Linked DNA regions of Homo sapiens: regions 2 and 3 are each linked to region 1. A link is a loop called in an ENCODE intact Hi-C map of the cell type or tissue named here. Cell type or tissue: IMR-90. All regions are shown on one strand.

Region 1 (8,000 bases):
GACATATTTCATTCAGTGTATTTTTTTCCATCTCTTACCTACGTTCTTCACATTGTACTAAGCCTTTCTGATGGGTTCTAAATGGAGAAAGAAAACAATGAGATGCAGTCCCCTGTATGATGCTGCTTCACACACCAGCACTGAACCAGAGTTCACTTACTTTTGCTGCAACCCAATAGATTGTTGACATCCAAGTGGCTTGCACTGGGAACACAAGCATCACACTTTGAGCCAGTGACAAATTGTTTACAGAAACACTGGCCTGTGACCAAGTGACAGGTTTCATTCAAGGCTCCTGAGAGATGACAATTACAAGGCTGACATCTGAAAACAAGGCAAATAAACCATCAAAGAGAATAGTGTTTTGATTAATAATTCATAGTATAAGTTACACCTACCAATAGCATTGTAGAGTAAGACGGCTTGTTTTAGCCAATATATTGAAAAGAATGCTTGAGCTAAACAAACAAAGAATCAACATAAAATAAAGGAAAATAGAAAAGATCTTTATAAAACTACTGTTCCTGGTAAAACCCGTATAAAGCTTTCTCTTTATAAACTAATTAATAGCAAAAAAAGATATTATATTGCTTTTTTACATCCCACAATATATCTTATGGATTAGTTTGAATCCAGTTGTTCAATTAAGAATGCTGTAAATTTTGCTTTTACAAAAGCAGTGTTCCTGTCAGCTAAACATTTAGATTAGGTACCCATAAAATTATCTTTTCAAGTGACTCTCCAATTGCGAAATAGAAAATCAGGGGTAAATCATTGCTCTCCCTAAAAATCTTAAAATTCTATAGTTAGTTCGATGAAGACTAAATTTCACTAAGAAAATTGCTTGAGAAAGACAGGTTCAAATATTTTTGATGCCTTAATATGGGTTATATTTCATTTTCTGTTTTATGAACTAAACTTAGTTATCCATAATGGTTGGAGAATACAGCATTATTCTGATTTATGAAAAGATGCTAATGACATAAATATAGTAAGATAACTTTAGTGCAACTTAAATTTCTTGGACCCAAAGTTGCTTGTAAAAATACCAGTAGTGGCATTTTGCCATGATAGAAACTAAAACTTGTTTCTTCACAGTGAATTATTCAAACATGTAGCCTATGCCAATGGCACTAATTAGGATAAGCAACGTTGGTGCCATGAGGTATTAGAGAAGCAAAACAGCACATGTAAGAAGACCACTCACCATTTAAAAGGTACTCTCCTTGTGGTACGTTTAAAACAACATCAAATGGATTCACCTATATATTCTAATAAAGATGCTGAACGGATGGAGTTACTTTTCCCCACTGCCATTTTTACAGTGTGATCTCTTGGGTAATCATTCAACACCCTTAAAAAGGCTGATAAAAGCTAAGACTGCCAAATAAGCTGCAAATTTGTTTTATGGACTAATATCCCCTTGGGAATAAATAAAGTACAGTTTTTCTTGAAAACCACTGTACTGTAGTTTGCCGTTTTTATGGTCATGATAAAAGGACATTTTCCCCCTTCAAACAACTATATTAGGTCTTTTATCTATACACATTACATCAGAATTCCATTTCAAATAGATGTTTTGTTTAGGTTAAGTTTTAGAGCTGAAGAAAATTATGTATTATAATTAAAATGGAATTATAGATGCAAAAATACTTGATTTGCTCTTAATTTCTTTATAGGCTATTATGTAGAGTCTATTGTTTATAGGCTTTTAATATAATATTAGTGAGCATAAACAATAAGAGAAAAGCTTCTCTCAATGTATGTGTGTGTGTGTGTGTGTGTATATATGTATGTGTAACTGCACCACTCATGAATAAGTGTCTCTTGAGTATTTCAGTTTTTATTACCATTCACTCATGAGACAATCACACTTATTTTACATACAGTACATTTAGAGTAATAGCTTCCAATGTATAACATAATTCCGTTCCTTGATGTAGTTCTATTTTCTTCCAGCCAAAGCACGCAATGTTTTGAGCAATTAAATGTGTCTATTCTTGATTTTATAGTCTCTTATCCAAGCCATTGTTATAGTCAACTTATCTGACTTGTTATAATCACTTGACTTCAGTAAGAGAGAATTTTTCCTAAATGAAGTTCACAAGCGAAGACTTTTCTGAAAATTGTAGTTTGTTTTTACCCCAAAGGACACAGGGATAATTTTGTAATTAAGGATTAAGCAAAATGATTCCTTTAGATTTCTCAGCCACTCAAATATAATTTTAAACACTTCCAAGACTCTTTAGCAAATAAGCTACAAATTTGATGTCATTTTATAAGTTATCCCTCCTCAAGAGTACCTCCTAAATGAAATATATTTCACATTTATTAAAACAAAATTATACATAATAAAGGAAAAGACATTTTAAGCTTAGAAAGAGAAACACCAAACTAAGATGAATTGCAATATTGATTTTGCCAGGATAAATGGTTTTTGTAATATTAATATAAAGAAACCTTTATTACACTGACTCTCTTGGTACAGCCAGAGCTTCTCCCGCAATCTGTTTAAAATCTTCATTTTTCATCCTTATGGGAAAACCTCGCTTGCTAAATGGATTTCATAAAGAGTAATCTGTCAAGATTTATATAGATAAACAATTTGTGATGTTTATTGACCAGTTCATTATGGTAAACAAAACAGGAGTAAAGCATCACTAATCTCTGCCAGCACTTTGCTATGATAGTTCTCTTTGGACCCTTACATAACTCAGTATTTGCTGGTTACAATGGGAAAGAAGTTGGCCTCTGTCTCCTACATCACAAATTTCATATACCTTCCTTTCTTAGGAATTTCTTCCAGTTGTGGAAACAGTGAGAGAAATGGTTATCCTAATTATTACTGTTGAAACCTAACTATTAATGAAAGGAATATGTTTCAGTAATGCACATCATTGTCAGAAAATTCATCATCTGAGGGAGAACTGCTGTAGGAGGCCCAGAGATATATCCCAAGATATATAGGTCAATTTATTGACATTTCTCTTTGTACACCCCTCCTCTCTATGGGGCCTCAGCTCATGGGTACTATCAAATTGATTTAAATATTGATTGACATAAATAACATTCATTGAGGGCCAGCTATGTTCCAGGACTGGAATAAACATCAAGGATGTAGAGATGAATCTTATAGAATTGCCCCGGTCCTCAAGGAGCTCACAATCTCGTATGCAAGAAAAAACGGAAACAGCATTAATAAAGATGTATCCAGACTCTAAAGGTCCAGAAAAGGGGCAACTTAACTAGTCTGGTAGCAGAAGAAGGGATGGGAAGGGTAATTTTAAGTAGAAGTCTTGGAGGAGATGCTTGGGCTGAACGTTAAAAGATGAGTAGAAATAAGCCAGGGAAGTCGGGGAGGGGCAAAAATAGAGAAAAAAAAGAAAAAGCAGAAGAGGGTATGAAATTGCAAGCACCTCAGTACTCCTGGATGTAAATTCATAATGAGAAATGGTGATAGATAAACCTGGAAAGGTGAGCAGAAGTAAGATAATGCTACCTTGGGGCAGTGGCAAGGAGCAATGGAAATGAGTAGGATAGACCTGAGAAATGTTAAGTAAAATTGGTAGAATGGGAGGCCGAATTGAAAAGAGAAGGGAGGATAGGTATAAAGTTACTCCCGGTCTTCTAACTTGCTAATGGGGATGATGAAGACATCATTCAACATAAAGAACGAAGGAGAAAGAGATCTCCAATTGCTAAGGGATTTTAGATAAGGATTATTAATAAACAAAAGAGAATGAGACTTCAAGGCAAATTGGAGAAATTCGGCAGAGTTTTTTTGTTTGTTTTTGTCTTAGTTTTTTCCATCAGTCCCTAACACAAAGGCTAGCACACAGTAAGGATTCAGTAAATATTGTCGGATACAGGAATTAATAGTGAATAAAGCACCAGGGAAGCTTTAGACTTAGGATAGGACACCGGAGATTAATCCAAACATGGTTTGTAGCTCTAGTAACAAGTTAGCTCTTTTGAGCCCCTTTTTATTGGCTTAACTCTGTCCCCCTGGCTAACCTCACTCCCAGGGAATGGACAGTTTTCTTTAAGAGCTGGTATCTGTTCAGATTCTCTTAAACCAGTGTTCTCAGTTCACAGAATTCGGTGAGTGCTACAGTGCCCTCTAGAGGAGTTTGGTTTTCCCCGATTAACAGAGGAGCTGTGGTTTCATTGAGCTTCTTAGTTTCGCTTTAGTTACAGACTACTAACAGCATCTGAATTCTCTTGGAGATGGAATCAGAATTATAGGAGAGGGATTTGAGGCTTGGGCATCCACGCTGTGTGAACTGAAAGCCATATTTACATGGCTTATTGAACAAGGAAATACGAGTGCCTCATCTGAAAGGGAGACGTTAACAGTGTGCAACCCCACCCTCTTTGGTGAATTTCCCAGGCACAAATAGAGAAACTCATAAAAGCTGGACCAGGGGCAGTGACTCCCTTGCATCCATGCAATAGTGACAGCTAAGTCCAGGCAGCTTGCTCAGCAAGGTTCTGATCTGAGAACACTGTCTCTTTCTCCTTTGTTGACACTCCACATATTTATGCAAATAACTAAATAACTTTCAGATATGATAGCAGAATCAAATTTTTAAAGTGCTCACAGATAGAAGAGAGATTTCACTTATTCTCTATGGTCTCAGAAGGCATAAATAAGACTAGGCAAGAAAGTCAAAAGACTGCAACTTTTTGGTCAATATAAATAATATATTTCTATTTGTTGAAGAATTACAGCTGTTTGAAATAAACATGAGCTACTTCATGAGACAGTGAGCTCCTTTTAGTTCCATGTTTTGGAGCAGAAGCTGAATGGCCATTCACCAGTTTTTCTGAAAAGGTGATTTACGCAGAGAAATGTATAGGGTAGAGTTTAACCAAAATTACTTTTAAGGTTCTTTCCCAGTCTATAAAGTTATGATTCTATTATGCTTAGTGAGACTAATTTGTCCAAGGTGACAGTAAATCTAGTTACAAGGTCAGCAATCTTTATCTATAAAGGATGAGATAGTAAATATTTTAGGCTTTGCAGGCCATATGAGCTCTATTGTAACTCAACTCTGCTGCTGTAGCAGGAAAGCAACCACAGAAAATATGTAAAGAATTAACATTGGTGTGCTCTAATAAAACTCTATTTACATAAACATGTGGCTGACCCCCAGGCTATAGATTGCTGAACTCTGGTAGAGCAGGTCATATTATGCCCACGCCAACAATATCCAAGTTCTAATCCTCCAAACTTGTGAATGTTACCTTACTTGGTAAAAGGAATTTTGCAGATGTGGTTAAGGATTTTGAGATGGGGAGATTATCCTGGATTATCCAAGAATGCCCAATGTAATCTACGGTCCTTATAAAGGAAGGCAGGAGGGTAAGAGTCAGAGAGAAAACATGTAAGGACATAAGCAGAGGTCCAAGGAAACACTGCTCTGCTGGCTTTGAAAATGAAGGAAGGAGCCATGAGCTAAAGAATGTACGATGGGTGCGGTGGCTCACGCCTGTAATCCCAGCACTTTGGGAGGCCAAGGCGGGCAGATCACCTGAGGTTGGGAGTTTGAAACCAGCCTGACCAACATGGAGAAACCCTGTCTCTATTAAAAATACAAAATTAGCTGGGGGTGGTGCTGCATGCTTGTAATCACAGCTACTCGGGAGGCTGAGGCAGGAGAATCATTTGAACCCAGGAGGCGGAGGTTGTGGTGAGCCGAGATTGCACCATTGCACTCCAGCCTGGGCAACAAGAGCAAAACTCCATCTCAGAAAAAAAAAAAAAAAAAAAGATTGTAGGTTGCCTCTAAAAGCTGGGAAAATCAAGGAAATGTTTTTTTTTTTCCTAGAATCTCCATAAGAAACACAGGCCTGATTTTAGCCTAGTGAAACTCATTTAGAGCCTCTGATTTCCAGAACTATAAGATAATAAAAATTCATGTTGTTTTAAGCCACTGAGTTTGAGATAATTTATTCCACCAATAATAGGAAGCTACTGTATCTGGTCTAGTGGAAAAGACAAAACTGAAACCTGGATATCCTGATGTCCAGTTGCATGTTATTCCTATTACATCACGTTGAATAAATGCTACTAATATATAAAAACTGATACTTCTTATCAGATCATATATCATCTATACTAAGAGAGAATATATAGTTTGGCAGCCATAGGAGATTGCAAAAATCACAACTCTTCACCTTTCCCTCTGTGCAGGTCCTTTGCAGCTAACTGTATAATTAGTTCTACTCATCAAAAGGAGAGTCTGTTTATTCCCCACCACTTCCAAACATGGTTAAGCCTCGTGCCTTGCTTTGGCCAGTAGAATAAGGTAAAAGTAACATCCTGACGGTTCGGGCCTCAAGTGTCTTTGCATGCTTCTGCTTTCTTTCTTGGAAATCTGCCACTGCCTTGTGAGAAAGCCCTGCCTTGGCTGCCAGATGATGACAGGCTTGTGGCCCATTTACCCTGTCACCCCAGATGACAGCCAGCTGTCTGACAAAGAGTCACTGAGGAGAGGGAATCTATGAGGCACACTCCCTAATTTTTCCATTATCACACCATAAAAGGAAATCAGTTGACAAGGAAGTTATCTGCTTTCATCTGAAGTCATTGACCTGGTTCTCAGAGAAAAGACCAATTGAGATCAATCGGATAAAGGCCTGTGAAAAGATTACTGGACCAAATCTATAACCTAGTGCTGAAATGTAGAACATTTGCAGTAAAACCAAAAATAATCTGGGCATAGAAGAACTTCCCTGTATTTTATGCTCCAGAAGTCTGAGCCTTTATTCTCCCTAACCAGCCTTGGTGTCCTACCCTCTATGGACAACTTCAGTGTGTGTCAGCTAGTAAATGGGACAAATAGTGATACCACTAACTCCTTAAGGCTTAAAACAAGGTAACATAGAATATAGAGAGGGTATATCATTAGGGAAGAAACTTTTGGGGGTTGTGATGTGTGGTTGTTATGTAAGAAAACTGTGGGGTACCAGATGAACTGGAGCAGTCCTGGGGGCTATGGGGGAGAGTAGTCATAGTCACAGGTCAACTTGAGGACAGTGCCAGTAAGTGCAGGGTGTCAAATATGGGTCTCCACTACCAACTGAGATGAATTAAATATGGCCCATTTTTGTCTCATTGTTTTTGGGTTAGACAAACACTATATACTTTTTTGCATTATTGATTTTTCAGTGGGCAGATTTTTTTTGCTTCATTGTTTTCGATACTGATTAAATCATGTTTGCTTTATGTGTCAGAGGTAAATGGAGTAATGTTTGCACTAGGATCAGCTTTTTAAAATACATGCCCCCTTTTTCTGGTCAGTAACTTTTGAAGAATAAACCACTTAGATGGAAACAGGCAAATGATTTTCCAGCTTGGTCACAAAAAGTCATTGTTGTGTTGCCTGGATTTTTGTTGTTGGTTGTGTAGTTTAGGGCCGAGGTCTATTTTATTTTATTTATTTTGCCCTTGGGAATACAAAAAACTGTGTAGCAAATAAACCAAGAGAAAACAATATAGCAAACCTTGCTATATCCAACAAATAGAGCATGAAGAAGGTAAGGAATATGTGAACCAGGCAGATAAGGAAGTGAGGTTATTTTCCAAGTTGATGAAGAAATAATATGATACTTGTATCTTCCCCTTTCATAATAATAAGTTACTTATAATCTACTGTATATTTTGAAAATTAATGTTTTAATTTCCATTTGTTATAATTGGAATGTAATTTTTATAAATGTAAACATTTCTATTTGTAATAACCTACCACAGTGCCTAGATTTCAAAGTAGATTCAAATGATTTTGAATCTACTTTGTTTTCAAAAACATTGTTTTAACATTAGGACATAGCTGTTTTCCTATACTGCATATCTGTATATATTTACATTACATGTGAATTTTTTCCTTTAAAAAACAAAAATTTCTTATACTTGATGGAATCCCATATATCTTAGTCAATTGTTACACATTTTCAATATAGCCAATGTTGGTGTATATACAATAACAACCAGAAGT
Region 2 (8,000 bases), 500 kb after region 1:
GCCTACCTTCCAAAAGAATGGCTTCTTCTTTGTCTGTAATTCTTGCAGGAGTGAGGTATTGCAAAAGTATTGTTAAATAGAATCATAGAGAAGTTAGCTTCCTTCTTTGATGAATAGCACCAGGTATCTAAAATTAATTGCAAAAGTATGGCCCGGCTAATGAGATGGTCCTTATCTTTTCTCAGCCAGGAAGCACAAGTATTTTTCTGCTGGCTCAATATTTTACAAAAATGCCTGAAGTGTTATTAACTAAGTAAGAAAAAAACTGATTAAAATACCTCAAAGATATAAATTGTTATAAATTGTAAGATCTGAAAAATTTAGAGTTAAAGCTGATTTCCTGCATTATTTTTAAACCTTCTTTTCTTTTCTTTTTTCACTTTAAAAAGAACAACAACAAAAAAATCTTTCCTCCTGCTTCTATTAGCATTTTTAAAAGCTGAGTTAATTATTATTCTTTATAAAATGACCAATATATATTACAGGTCAGATTAAATCAAAGAAATATATCAAATGCCGTCAATTTAGGGAAAAAAACAGAACAATGATACCTTATTTGGGGAAAACACTAGAAAAATGATCATCCATGCAAGAGAATTAATGGATATCCACAAGGGCTTTGCTAATAACATGGGTTAATTACCGCTGCAACACACTAGGCTCAGTAAATAAAGCAGCAGTGCCATAAACACATTAAGATGAGAAACCATCACTGTAAGAAGAAATAGCCAACACCATCACCCTTAGCTCTGCCCAGGAAATGAAAGCTGTTTCTTAGTCCTTTCTATAAAAAAGGGATTTTTAAACTTACCACCAAATGTGTATAGGGTAATACATAAATACCCTGACACAAAGGGCTAGTGGAACATGGGGTACCCATCATTTATCCACCACTCCCATTCAATATATATTTCATTAACTCAGGAACAGTTGTTTTTTTGTTGTTTACTTCAAGGAGAAAATCATATGTTACATAATACTAGTCATCTGGCCATTTCAACTATATATAGTTTGGAACATGTACAATGATTACTTAATTTTTAGGAAAATAGAATTAATCCGCTCACTTTAGTAATGTAATGGGCAAGGTTACAAAACTACAGCTCAAGAATGCTCACAACTAATTGCAGCTGATTGTCACTTCAAGCAGTTTACAGAGAAATCATCTGAAAACTCCACCAACACCACATACCTTTAAGGCTGCAGGTGTTTTCAAGATTGTAGGGAAAAAAAATAAAAAACAAAACATGAAGAAAAGTCATGTGAGCTCCAAGTCTAGAGTTTAAGTATTCTTACTTGAAAAAATAAACTTAAAGTGTCTGTTCAGAGTTCTCAAATAATATCACATCTAAAGTGACTTGGCCAAGCTCTTATCATTCCCTAAAAAAAAGGCATCCCCTCTGATCTCGGCTTTTTTGTTGTTGTTACTGTTACTGTATAAATTTTTTCTTTCTGCCTATTTTATCACCTATAATTTGACATTATGGAATTACTTTGGGATTGTCTTGTTTTTTAATTAGTATAGATTTTAAAAAGAAGAGATGAGAAAAAGAAAAAACATGAAAACCCTGAAACAGAAAGAGTGAAACATACAAAATAAAACTTGTGTAGCTCCAAACACGAATCTTAAAACACGAAACTTAAATTTTCAATGTCTGGACTTCAGTGATCAGGCTGAAATTTACTAAACTGTTCCCTCCTCGCCTTGTCTGTTTTGGAGTGTTTCAGTTGCCTTTCCTTCTTCCAACAGCTGTGACAACTGTTAAAACAGTCAGTAAAATTAAGTCCGCTCTATAATCCTGTAGTCAATGTTACATTTTAATCAGAGGTTGAAAGGGATTCATGTGATGAGCACACTCATTTAGAATGATTAGACTGACACATATGTCAAAATGAGCAGATATATTATTTTCATCTATTTATGCTATCAGCTATTACTGCTATTAAATGTGAAACAAGCTTTCAAGTATTATGTTCTTTAATGTGCTGGCACATTTCCTAAAATAAAAAAATACATAGTTAGAGGTTAACATTTTAAGCTCTCTTAATGGTGGTCAATAAATGGTATGAATCTTTTTAACAGCCTCCAAAGCAGAAACTGTCCAATATTTGCCCCTAAAACTGTATAACTCTGGTTTCATTTCTGTGTATACACACACGTGATGGGGTTTAACCCGGTACAATTACTATGAATATTAATAGCATGTATAAATTCTGTGGTTTATTAATTGAGACAGAGAGGCAGATGCGTTGCTTAGCGTTAGATCTTTCTGTCTGTCCAGTGAACCACGTAACCATCAGAACTGCATCCAGACAATAAATCTGTATTTTTTAAAGATGACTTTTAATTGAGCCCAAAAGAAAGCTAGTTTGAATCTTGCGCCAAAGCCAAAAGGACATGTGCCTTGACTTCATTTAAATGCATCTGCTTTAAGAGGCTTATCTAAACGAATTATTCAAATTAGCTATAAGAAGTTAAATTCAAGGAAACTACTTCAAAAAGAAGCCTCTGGGGGATTTTTAAAGTTTGTTTTCTTTATTTATTTACAAGAGAAAGTTCAGAATCTGGGCGTGCTTGGATAAGACATTCTTCCTGACACGAAGACGTCTTAAACTCTCCAATTCTACAGCCCGAAGTACACTAACCTTCAAACTACACTTGAGCGGGCAGTCTTACCTTTGTTTATTTTTCATTTTTATTTTTACACATCTTAAGGTTGTTTCTTCCCTTGAGTGTTTCAAACTGATGCAAGCACAGCCTTATAATCTTTCAGTTCCTCCTAAATCCATCTCTTGGCTAATATTCCCTGTGTGAGCATGGATGTGGGTGGATGTGCATGTGTGAGCGTGCATACACACACACACTCACACTCACGCTCAAACATACAGGAGCAGCCACTGAGACTGCAAGTCACTTTTCATCTCTTACTTAATTACAAAGCAATGCAATATGCAGTCACTAAGGACAGCTAGTGGACATCTACCTATAATGCACTACCTCATCTTCTAGAGTTTGATATTTTCTTCACAATCTATAGAGAGAAATGTTTGCCAAGGGCACTCTTTTCAGAATTATAACAGTTGGTATTACTGTAATGTGAAAGCAAAGCAATATAACTGACTCAACAGAAAGGGAGATAAACCAGTGACAGCTCTCGTGATATACTAACATTTTATCTTAACAGTAGGTTGAAATTAAGTTTATCACCTACTCATTTACACAAAAATGCCTAACTTACTTCTCGTACCCCCTACTCACTCCCCCCCCTTTAGTAATCTAAATATATATTTCCATGTGCATAAAGATATCCATAAATACTAATTAAACTGCTTGTAAGAACGAAAGTACTTTTCTATATTTTCTGGACACAACAAACGAGACAAATCCACACTCTGAGCAGTATTTAAGGGGAAAATTTTAAAGTCACTACTGTTTCTTCTTTAGTTTTTTTTCCCCCCTTAAATATTTATAATGTGTGAAAATCTCATGTTACTTAATGGACTGATTTGTCAGTTAAGTGCTGACTTAACGCTAACCATGCAAATAACATTATTCTAGCTCAGAATTGCATAGGGCTAGCTTTTAAATTGTTCTCTGAAGGAGAATTAGTAAATGTGCAATTTTGCCTCTAACTCTGCGCGGTAAGAAATGACAAGGAGCTGAAAATATCTGTCAAACTGCAAATACATAAGAGGCCCTCAATAGTATAAATCATTTTGAATATTGTATTTTAAAACATCTTTCCTTGGGAAAATGGGTCCTAGTAAAAGATGCATTTTAACAGTTCACTAAGCATTTGTGCCAAGTGCCTATTCTTAGCACCTGAATAAGAAGTGACTGTCACACAGCTGTTTTACTGACAGTCACTGAGCTTTGCCTCAAAGGTAACATTGTAGTCAGAGAACAATTCTCGACTTACTGAATTAGGAGATCACCCTCAACACAAAAGACACAAGACAGACACAAACAAGCAGTCGTGCACACAAAATACCCAGGGCATTACCTGAATCAGTGTGTAAAGATATAGTCTGTCCGCCCCCACCCCCGCACCCCCACGACGAGTTTAAAAAGGAAAGAAAAAAGGTACCTACTCTTCCTCGTAGTGCAGGGAAAAAGATTCAGGAAGGCAAAGTTCTACCGAATCCATGTGCGACCGGCAACCATTATTTGTGCACCCCAGCTATAAATCAAAGTTTCCTTGACAGAGCACAGTGCAATTAACACAAATGTTCTCCTAGTGACAAGCCTATAGGCACAGCCAGTTGGGACCAAAGCTCTCACACTCTCCTAATCAAGGACTTAAAGCCCCGATTGGAGCTTATTAATATGAAGTAGGGCTTTACATATGCAGTCCCACCGGCCCAGCCGCGCAGCCGATTGGGGGGCCTCTGCCCAATCAGGAGGGAGGCGACGGGAGGCTGCACGGAGCGAGAGGAGCCAGGCAGGTAGGCAGGGTGCAGAGAGCCGAAGGGGGCTGGAAACTGAGAGTGGGCAGAGAAAAAGGGAGCGGAGAAGGGAGCGATTGAAACGCTCCCAATACACACTCTCGGGTTTGATTTTTTTTCCTCCCTTCTCTCTCTTTCTTTTTTTTTTCTTCTGGGAAGCTACAAAAGAAACATAACTAACTTAACTCTCTAAGCACTGGAGGGATTTGCCTTTGATTTCTAACCTAAGATCTCTTTTGCCTTGAAAAGGAGAACTCACGCAGACTCTCAGTTAATTTGGGAAAGGATTCTGCGGAAGGTAGAGAATTAAGTTTGTCCTGCCGTTGTCTGTGTTTTTATTACACCGGGGGCCGCGGCTTATTTGGTGCTGTACTTTCTCATGTATTCCTAATCATGTCTTTTCCTGTTTTCCTGATGTATGCTGGGCATTAAAAATAATAATAATAAAGGCATTCTTCTAAATTGTTTGAGCATGTGAACTGGGATCGTCATCTCTGAGGTGGAATGCAGTTTTACACAACTACAGAAGAGGAGATAGTGACAATACAATTTGAAAGAATGCCTAAGTAAATTATATGTGTAAACCTTTCTATACCTGCGACTGTCTCTTTACATATAGATACAACGCATAGCTTTTCAAAACAACGGTAAACAGCCGCAGGACAAATTGGCTTCTTCAGTTTTAGGGGTGGGGAGTCTGAGGGCTGTGGGGGTAAATAGCGAATTAAATCTCTCTCGATGCATTTTGACAAAATAAAGACAGCATTTTTTTTTTTTTTTGTAGGGAGAGCATTACTAAACAGTGCACTAAAAGTATTCTTAATTATATGTATATATTTCAATACAAGCTTCCAAACTAGGAGGCATATAATTTTATATATGATTTTACCCAAAACATCCTGCTTTCAAATAAAACACAGTGTACACATTTGTTTCTATACATAAGGCACCCTATATGCTTTAAAAAAATCAACCCAGAAACATTTTATAAACCATCACACAGTCTGGTCACTATAAGAACTAGTTTCAAACAGATAATAATTTACAAAACTAAGAATTCTCAATCAAAAGTGTTCAAAAAAATAAAAATAAAAGGAGGATATAAGAGGACAAGTGTGTTTTTTCCTCCTTCAATTGTGTACACCGTGTCTTTAATTTCCATATAACAAAGAGTTTGCTTAGGTCCTATTTTAATCTACAGGATTTTTTTATACTAGCAAATGTACATTGGAATAGATACCAGCTATTTATGGCAAAGAGATAACTGCTACCTTATGGAGAGTGAAAAACCCACAATTTTGATATAATTCAGCTCTACTGCTTATCAACCTTTTACATCTTAAGTCCTACATGATAGAAATAGTATAATCTTTGAGATCAAAATAAATTAGTTCAGATATTCATCGTATGTTAAATTCACTAAATTAGGACTCAACTCCCTTAACCCTCTCAAATTTTCTAGGTCTTTAAAAAACCAAAACACTAAAATAGAGCAGCCACATTAAAATTCAGAATATAAAAATGACAGACATGATTTGGTCCCCCCACAGAAGAAAGCAATTTCACTGCCTTGTATTTAGCTATATCTAAGATATAGGCCTAATTCCTTTTATTTGTGTTCTAAATGCATACAAAGTTTCTAGATCAGAACTCACATAGCAAAAACTGTGCCTCAGAATACTGTATAAAAGCAGGTAGTAAAAGCTTAATTACCAGTAGCATTATGCTGTCTATATTGTTAAATGTGAACTCTGCAATTAAGATGTAAATTTGGTTGTGAGCAGTGAATTAAAAGAGCTTTGAGATGTAGAAGAAAATCCAAGCATTCTGCAGACACTGAGAGAAAAAAAAAATTGTCTATTCAATCTAAAATAAGACACGTAATCATTTTACAATTAAAAAATAAATAAAACAGGCATTTTGCAAAAGAAACATGATTTTTCTAAAATACACTCAAAGAAATATGGAAGCTAATACTGCATTACAAAGACAGAAAAACATCCTTTGATTCATATGATTACTATCGTGATTTCTGAATAAACTAAAATTCTCAGGGTAATTAATAGATTCAATTGCACATACTTTAAAAAAGATACACACACACACAAAAAAGAAAGAAACTTTCCTTCTTGGTTTGGCTATGGATATTTCTTTAAAAAATATAAATTATTTAATGTACTCAATGCATCTTAATGTACTCAAAGAATGCATTCCGATTTTGCACCGGTGCAGAATCCTGTACTGTGTTCAGTTTCTTTACATTATGCTGTGACAGAACCTCTTTATTACTCCTTTGAAATGGCTTTTTAAAGACAAGATTTGTAGTGTATTTACCGGTGGATCTCAAGTCACCAAATGTCGTACAAGTGATCTTTAATTTCCCATCATTTTCTTATTTCCCTTTGGGTACTTATTTGCCCTCATTATGATCCATTTGACTTCACTGGTGTATATTTTTAAAGATATTTAGACTCATGCGTAAGTCATTGTTCTGTGCTCACAGAGATACATGTACAAACATACATAGTGTCATCCCCACTGATTTTTCACTAACCATATTTCATCTACGCAAGGTGCAGTGTTCACTGAACTCGCTGCTTTCTGAGTGACCAGATGTGTACTAGGTTTGTAGACTTGGATATTTTCCCCTTGGGATCAAAGTATCACCTGTACAAGTCAAGGACCTAAAGACTGTACTTACTGTCTTGAATCCAGTTTAACCAATTTAAAATTTTTAAAAATCCTCTTCACTAAACTTGTGAGACAGCTTCCAGAATATTTTACAAATACACAGCTCAGTCATCTCAAGAAACTTCCCTGGTCCCAGATTTTTCTCACCTTGCAGGAGAAAACAATGGATAATCATGGGAAATAAATGTGCCATGAGTAATACTGAGCTTAAACCTTCAAGAATCTCAATTACAAAAAAAATCTGGAAAAACAAATAAACAAACAAACAGATAAACAGCCTAGGATACACATATATTCCCAGTCTATACACTTCACAATCTTACCACAAGGAGTCTACCCAAATCAAGAAAAACTGAACCAAACAAAAGGATCTCTCATGATTGCTTCACAAAGAATATTAATAAATTAGTTAATATCAGTCTATTATGCATCAGGCTCTTGGTGTATGCATAGTTTCAATCTCTTCTTCCTTAAACAATGCAGTCATAAATATCCAAACAAATTCATTCTCAGTCCCCAACTAATGCACAGTCACCAAGCAGAGAATATACTTCATTTCTATTTCAAAGAACAGAATGAAAACAAGCAAAGCTCAAGTGGAAACAACAGGAAGATTCCTCTAGTCATATACACCAGACATTTTATTACATTTAAGTCAGAATCATTTCTTGCAACATTCTAACTAGGAATTCTTATGTTGCTAGAAGGTGATGAGAAATGCTTAGTCTTGCTGTTATTGCATATTAATAGCTATTTTTAGCTCCTATCTTTCTTTTCTGAAAATTAACAGGACTAACCTTCATTAAAATGTTCAAGTTTATCACTGTCATTTTTGAAGCAGGTTTTTATTTTATATTACACAT
Region 3 (8,000 bases), 350 kb after region 1:
AGAAATTACTGTAGCATTCAAAGCATAAAGACAAACTAGTTTAAGGAGACAGAAATAAGTTAACTGTACCAGAAAAACATTGCTCATCATTCAAAAACTTGTTTATAAACTATCTGAAAATTCAACTCCAAACAAATAAAAAATAATTCAAGTAGAATACTAAAATTCTCAAAACTTACAAGCATGTACATATTTGTTCATATTACAGGATGGGTCAAGAAAAAAAGAAGAGAAATATTTTTAAATGCTAACTTTAAATTACCATATAGGAAAAGTTACCATGTCCATTTAATATTTATTTTCACAATTTATCTGTAAAGATAAATATCTGATTGTAAGCCAAAGCAAAGCTTGTGAATATGACCAGCAATAGGATATAACTAGCCACTATGAACAAAACTAGTGATTCTTAGTTGGGAAAATAGTACATTAGGCTACCGCTGACAAAAACATTTTTTAAAGTGAAAAGAAAAAGTAGAAGTATTTGCTAGGAAAAAGGTAAGAATTTTGACAAAGGATAAAGAAATGTTTTAAATTTATATTCTCGTTAGCTTACACTGGCAGTAGTACCTGTACATATGAAAAACTAACAAGAACTCAAGGTGGTACCAATATAAATAATATAAAGTCTAAGGATTCTATTAGGATATGCAAAACTCTAAATTATGATTAAAAATAAATGTAAAGGGTTTTTTTAAGTCTAAATGAGAAAAATTTGAATTCACCCAAATCTATATACATAACCTAGGGAATTAATTGCAACCTTTTCTTTTCTTTTTCTTTTCAGAAAATGTACCTGGAATATGCTTCGCCCATCCAATGATAACCACCAACTCTCGGTCGGCCAAGTCACACAGTGTAGTGAGGGCTTTGATGTCACTGTCGGGGACAGTAGGGTCAGGCATGGCATAGATCTTCTCCGGTTCAGCCACCAACAAATGTGAGACAATCTTGTTATCTGCAGGATCAGACCAGAGCACTACAAGATCACTAGTAGTATCATCCCTCTTTTATAAACCCTAGAGCATTTTGTGTTTTGAAAAACAATCCAAATATCCTACAATAAACGCTAAATATTCCAATTATGGCTCAATAGGTATATATTAAACGGTGTGCAGGAAAACTCATAGCAAGACATATGCCACTGCAGTCGTGATAGAATGTAGTCTTTTTTTTTCTTCTTTGCTCTACCTGCTTTTGCTGGAATGAAGCGTCTGTCCTGTAGTGAAAATTTTTATAGCAAACAGATAAGAGAAGTTAGATGCTTTCTGGGTTTGTGCTTTGATTCTTAAGTGGGATTTGGTGAAGTAGATTAAATGGTATAAAATAGCTTAAAATAAAACCCCCAGTAAACTATTGAAATATAGATCATAACACAGGAGGCAAAGAACTACTAATGCCTATAGTCATAATGGGCATGAAAGTCATTAATTGTCTTAATTCCTTTAAAGAAGAGCAAAGGTCAGAGCCCTTCTGCCTTGGTGAATTACTGACTATATAACTCTATCTCCGTGGGATGCATTAAATAGGAATTTATTTTTTTCTCCCCCTCCCCACACACCCAGCCAGTCTTCCAAATACAGCTAATATGTTTCCATAAAAATACTCCTCCTTAAATGTTACAGTCATTTTCTCTTCTGTGTGTCAAATTCTTTAATCCTCTATTTTCATCAGTTGTCCTTAGTTCATTCTCTGGTTCAGATTTATCTGTCTGAAATTTGTGATATATGTTTTAAAAATCCTTCAAAAAATAAACACTAGAGACAAATGGAAAGCATCACATCAAATGTGTTTTATTGCTCAGGGGCATGTGAGGGTTTATGGAAGGGGCTGTAAAGTCTTGGTAACAGAATGATTTTTCTTGTTGGCCCTATTTTCAATTTCTATATGTAGCTTAAGATTTTATGCTTTCTTCTAAGTGAGGAGATACAAACGGGTGAGAATAAACCCACATATTTAAATGTTCTATGTACTATTACTGTAGAAAACCAGGACTTTAAATGAGGTTCTTGTGAACACAGCCAAAGTTCCCAATGTGTTTATCAGACTCTTTGCCTCTCGCTCTAAGTTTTTAACTTTTTTAACCCAATATAAAAACACTTCACATAACTTAGAGTTAAATATAGCATTCATTTTATCTCCTTTTATGAAAGAATGTGGCTTGTCCAAGCTATAATTAGCACTTTTTCTAACATAACATTTAAACATTTATGAATATGGCTCCCATATTAATTATAATTATTTCAAATACACAACAGATAATATTCTATCATCATCAAATTGAGTAGGCAGATTTGGGAGGAAATATTCCCAAATACTACGTTGACTAGAAAAGAATTAAAAATTAAATAGAGATTAATTTTTTAATATTTAATTTGGATTTTTCTTGTATGCTACAGAAACAACACCCCATACTTTTAGTTATGCTTGGAAAAGTTTCAACTTTCATTGCTCTGACAATGCAACAAAACCTGTCAGCAACCATTAGATTCTCAGGATTAGAAGAAAATCCAATAGTAAAGAGCATAAAAATATATCCGAAAGTAATCATGATTCTAGTTGTTTTTTTTTTAGTACAGGGAACATAGCACTGGCTTTATCCAAGTCAATGGATACTTGACACGAGAGGTCAGAGAAATTTGGTTGAAGCTTAGAAATTCCCATCATTCAGAAAATGGAATAGCCGGCAGCACTGTTTCTAGGTAAATCTTATTTAATGTTTCCCTAATTAGAATCAATAGAACCCAATTTTCATTCTTGGTTCTTTGTAGTACACAATCAGTCAGGGTCCAGAAACCTCCCCAGCCACTTTCTCAGCAAAGCTCAGGCACAGTCTCTTGACACTTATCTGACAGGATCTGAAAATTAAGTTTTATAAATGTTTGTTACAAAAACACACTAATTGGATGGACTAAAGAAAATTAACACAGAGGCCTTTAGATAATGAGTAATGATTTATTAGGAGTCCTCTTTATCTGAGACAAATGGAGCTCACTGAAATTGCTGTAATCTTCTTAAAGGTACTTGACAAGCCACTTCCCAATTTCTCAGGTTTACGAAGAAAACCATAGATGCTCCTCTATCATTTCAACTTACACATGGGCTGGTGCTCATTTTTCTTTCAGTAGAGGAAATTATCAATGGTTTCAGTCAATGTTTGCATAAAATAAATGAGAAATGGGCAGTCTGTATATTAGTGAATTCAGAAAAACTAAACCTCTAATGAAATTAAGCATTAGTGTTTATTGCATATTATTGTATTATCAGAGAGGTTTTTTATTATAATGTGCAAAATCTGTTTAATGCAGTCCTCGATTGTATTTGCAGAATGCCAAACAGCTTATGCAGGCTGAGGAGAAGATGCCAGATTGGACAATTGAAGGTATAATCAACATAATGTTTTTTGGAAAGGCAAAAGGAAACTATGCCATATGTTCACTTAAGCTTTAATTTTATGTAAAACTGGTTGTTTTTCCTTTGACATAGCTAAAATGTCCTTTCATTTACAGTTCAGGGTCTGTTTTATTTATTTAACAGATTTCCATATGCTCACATATGTATGATGCACAGCAGTGACCCCTCCTGGAGAATCTGAATTAGAAGTGGACATCTTCTCTTCCCCTGAAGGCAGATCAAAAATTACCCATGTCTTTCCTAGAACTGCTACAGATGCATTTTCCTCTGATGAGTGCTGGTTGTGTCTTCTTAGAAAAAGACAGCTAAATTGGAAAACCGTTTTCACCAAAGCGCTCCTCCATGCCCAGTAGGATCCCTATTCATAAACATCCTAAAACGCTAGTTCTGTTGCACTACAACTATTAACTGATTTTCAGAAAATAGGATACAGTGATTGCCTCAATCTATATTCCAACTCTTTTTCGTTAATGACAAAAAGAATGGGGCTTGCATTTTAGCAATGTACCAGTCATCCTTTCAAATTGCAACTTGGCTCCATAAAACCATGAGCTCTTTAAAAACAATTCATACCGTCCATAAGGGCATCTCAGATGGAACCAGCCACCTATGCTTGTTATTAGTAGTGCCCATTCTTGTTTTAATCTATTGCTAGCTAGTGTGTTAAACTTCTATAGCTCCAAATTAATGAGGCCCCTAATGTATTTTCATTGGGAGGTTGAGCAGTCAAATTCATTTAGTTAGTGAAAACTACAAAAATCACTTTCTTGTGAAATCTGAAACTAAGAGCTCCAATGAACTAATGATCACAGTATGATCCATTTTATGTACCTCTGCAAATAAAGATAACCAGTAAATGTAAAATTCACACTATATAAGCTATGTATTAATATGCTTATGCTTCCACAAAATGACTAGGTTAAAAAAAGGCTGGAGAGAGAAAACCACAGATATCTCTAAAAGAAAAAATGAGATAATAAGCTGAGTTGCTGTCGCTCCTCACAGACAATCTTTGGGAATAGAGCCACTGTTCTCCAACAAAGAGAAGTCTCCTTGGAGTCAGTAGGGATGGGCATGCCAAAGCTGATGTACATAGAGCCAACTGGGAGGATTTCGTGTTCTGGGAAGCCAGACACATCTGCTGTACTTACATGGCTTTTTGGCTGGCTGAACCAGCTGAGGGTTCAGGTATGGGCTGTTCTCCGCATCTATCCTGCGCTTGTACTTCTGCCGACCTCCACGTACTCTGTCAAGACGCACCCCTGTGAGCAAAGACAGGCACCGGCTTACTATTAAGGTAGCTATGTTTGAGACCAATCAAATACCTAGATGGTATCCCCCAAGAGCACATAGGTGACAAACAGTAGAATGCAGAATGGACCAGGGGTACTCAAATAATGTAAATAAGTGGTGGCTAAATCAAACTTGCCAGAGGTTGAAAACCAAATCTGTCAGCAGATGACAGATCCGAAAGACATTTCATGCAAAGCCATCAGGGTCACTATTTGCACATCAAAGAAAAGGCAGATTTCCATGTAGATTAATACAAAGAAGCCGCTATTTGGTGCTAGTATAGTTTCTTAAATTAAAGACCCTGGCATTTAGCATCCTTTTCATCAGTCAGCCCTGAAAGCTCAATGTGTAGGACTGAGTAGACCAAGAGCTATCCAACTTCCCTCCAGTCTGCCAGAGGCCTCAGGATGGACCTGTGGAATTGAGCTGAATAAAGAGCACCTATGTGCTGGGGAGGAGGGAGGCCAGAATTACACTACACAGATTCAGTCCTGAGAGACGCAAGAATTGTTCTCTATCAAAATGTCAATGTCTCAAGGGGAATGTTATTTACATTTTGGCACAAATTTGTATTTCCTCTCATATGTGAGAAAACTGAGAGCAGGTTTGGGCTGAACACAGGATAGAAAGGGGAGCTTCCTAGCCGGGCGCAGTGGCTCACGCCTGTATAATACCAGCACTTTGGGAGGCCAAGGCGGGCAGATCACCTGAGGTTGGGAGTTTGAGACCAGACCAACCAACATGAAGAAACCCTGTCTCTACTAAAAATACAAAATTAGCCAGGCGTGGTGGTGCATGCCTGTAATCCCAGCTACTCGGGAGTCTGAGGCAGGAGAATCGCTTGAACCCGGGAGGCGGAGGTTGCAGTGAACTGAGACTATGCCATTGCACTCCAGCCTGGGCAACAAGAGTGAAACTCTGTGAAAGAAAGAAAGAGAGAAAGACAGAGAGAAAGGAAGGAAGGAAGGAAGGAAGGAAGGAAGAAGGAAGGAAGGAAGGAAGGAAAGAAGGAAAGAAGAGTGGAAGAGGAGGGAAGGGAAGGGAAGGGAAGGGAAGGGAAGGGAAAGGAAAGGAAAGGAAAGGAAAGGAAAGGAAAGGAAAGGAAAGGAAAGGAAAGGAAAGGAAAGGAGGGAGGAAGGAAAGAAGGAAGGAAGGAAAGAAGGAAGGAAAAGAAGAGCTTCCCAAAGAATTCCAAATGCTTGGATGTCGAAGGAAGTGAATGTTAAAGAGGGCTAAAGGGTGAAGCTGGAAAGTGGGCAAAAGTAGACTGACAGGAATAGAACTTTTTCCCAAATAGTGATGGGTTGGGTCAAGATTCAAAGGGGATTTTCTGGCAGCGGATTTAAAAGATTAAGGAAAAAGCCAAGGGAATGAATGGGATTACAAATATAGGAAAATTTCATTAATATCAGGAAGTGATAGGGAAGAGCTTGTCAATCTAGTTTCCAGACTATAATTGTAAAGTTTAGCACAGGACCATATAAGTCCCTACCAAATATAAGGACGACTGCTTGGGAGCAGAAGTGAGGAGACACTCTTTTGCAATATTACATTGTACTTTAATTGATATAACAATGTAAAAGTATTCATTAAGAAGTTCAACCATGTAATTCGTTGTACATATTTTGGCATGTCTCAAACTGTTTAGGAAATAGATTTGGTTTAACAGCATCATCAGTATTACTATTTCATTTAAGCCCCCTCAGAGCCATTAATATGCGACGGGCTCTGTAAAACTCTAAGAGGAAGCTACATAGCACATGCAGTGTTTTGCAAACCAATTGAACCAGAGCTCCAGTTTTTTTGGAATACCGATTAATGTCACGCAGAATATGTGAGCTGTGGGTTATCTGAGTTACATGAAACGATTTGGGAAAAGCAGATCTATTTCTATGTGAATATTTACAGTGAATATATTACTCAAATGTTAAAGATTATTAGGAAAACAATTTTTCATATTATCTTAACAATACTACTTTAAGCGTTGATTATCTTTTAGGAGAACACACAAATACTTGGTTCTAGATAAAGCCTGAATTGTCATATTGAAGTATCAGAATATAGTGTAAATAACATCAGGAGACAACTTTGAGAAAAGTTAAATAGGTTAAACAAACAAATATCAAAACCCAAAAAAGTTAGGTAAGGTTATTAAGCATTCACTGAAAATTGCCATGCATGTTGTTCACAAAGAAGTTATATTTCTTTATTGCTGCTTTTAAAGCACTCCATGCCTACAGCAGATGTATTCCTTTGTTTATCTAATTTCTAATGTTCTGTTTTTATTGCATCTATATTTAATAAAGTTTAATGCCTTCTACTTCTCTCCACTTTCATCATGATTTATTTTTTTTCATCTCTTTCTCTTCAAAATTTTCTTCAGAATAGTTTTCCAGTTGAAGGTGACCACATTTTTTCTGGTCATCTAAGATACATTCAAACCTCTTTCATTATAAGAATTTTGAAAATTAAAAATCTTAGTAGAAAATCAAAAGCATATGACACTAATTATATCCTCACGTTTGTCATCCAATTCCAACCCAATGAGAACATTTAATCTGATATTATTAGAAGTGTGAAGAGAAGGCAGGCAGAGAGAGAGAAACAATGACAGGCAAAAGCTAAAGAGAGAGGGAACATTTTTTGGACATCACTAAAATTGTTAGAGCCAAGAAAGCTGACAGAATAAATCTTGACTGAGTTTGTAGACTCCCTAAACTTGCTTTTCATGCTTGTCAAGGAATGTATTCACTGTTAGCAATATGTCCTCATATATTGAACAAAACACTACATATTCTCCAACCCAGAAGTCAGAGCTAGTGAGTTTGTGACAATGGAGTTTTGTCCATCATGAAGATCTGCGGAAAAAGACCATAGCTGAGTGACTTGATTTAAGATCTTGGTGGAAAACAATTCAGACATACAGTTACATCACTTTAAAGCCATCAAGTAGTTTAGCCAACTGGGCTAAGTCTACAGAGGAAGTGCAACAATGAAAGCTAGCTATTACACATCATGAAGAAAAAATATGCATGATCAATTGACAGGGTTTTTATTATGTATTATGGATTATTAGGCTGAGGTGGGTGGATCACCCGAGGTCAGGAGTTCGAGACCAGCCTGGCCAACATGGCGAGAACCCATCTCTACTAAAAATATAAAATTTAGTTGGGTGTAGTTGTGGGCACCTGTAATCCCAGGTACTCAGGAGGCTGAGGTAGGAGAATCGCTTAAACCTGAGAGGCAGAGGTTGCAGTGAACCAAGATCGCACCATTGCACTCTAGCCTGGGCA

The links. Peaks named below come from ENCODE experiments on the same cell type or tissue, not always from the same donor. Only the 100,000 strongest peaks of a DNase experiment are listed, where the experiment ranks them.
Region 2: a loop joins it to region 1, with 3 times the contacts of the local background. A loop is called at or near these places in 3 of 110 quality-filtered maps.
Region 3: it touches region 1 in a loop (8-fold over the local background); 4 of 110 quality-filtered maps call a loop at or near these places.

What each region holds. Positions count from the first base shown.
Region 1 is chr1:216,217,227-216,225,226 of GRCh38, forward strand. It overlaps USH2A (usherin), which reads right to left. Exons shown (of 72, transcript NM_206933.4): 15 at 161-324. The region is part of intron 2 of USH2A-AS1 (USH2A antisense RNA 1); the gene reads left to right. Among named protein-coding and RNA genes, the nearest start is that of USH2A-AS1, 28 kb to the left of the region's middle. In IMR-90, a CTCF peak has its summit at 4,127 (motif pointing left); a DNase peak (open chromatin) is centred at 4,125; H3K4me3 peaks cover 541 bases; H3K27ac peaks cover 1,003 bases.
Region 2 is chr1:216,719,152-216,727,151 of GRCh38, forward strand. It overlaps ESRRG (estrogen related receptor gamma), which reads right to left and starts at 4,278. Exons shown (of 7, transcript NM_001438.4): 1 at 4,093-4,278. The coding sequence starts at 4,148. In IMR-90, no CTCF peak of the experiment used is centred here; no DNase peak of the experiment used is centred here; H3K4me3 peaks cover 1,350 bases.
Region 3 is chr1:216,563,423-216,571,422 of GRCh38, forward strand. ESRRG (estrogen related receptor gamma) reads right to left here. Exons shown (of 7, transcript NM_001438.4): 4 at 4,566-4,676; 5 at 797-958. Among named protein-coding and RNA genes, the nearest start is that of USH2A, 140 kb to the left of the region's middle. In IMR-90, a CTCF peak has its summit at 3,578 (motif pointing left); no DNase peak of the experiment used is centred here.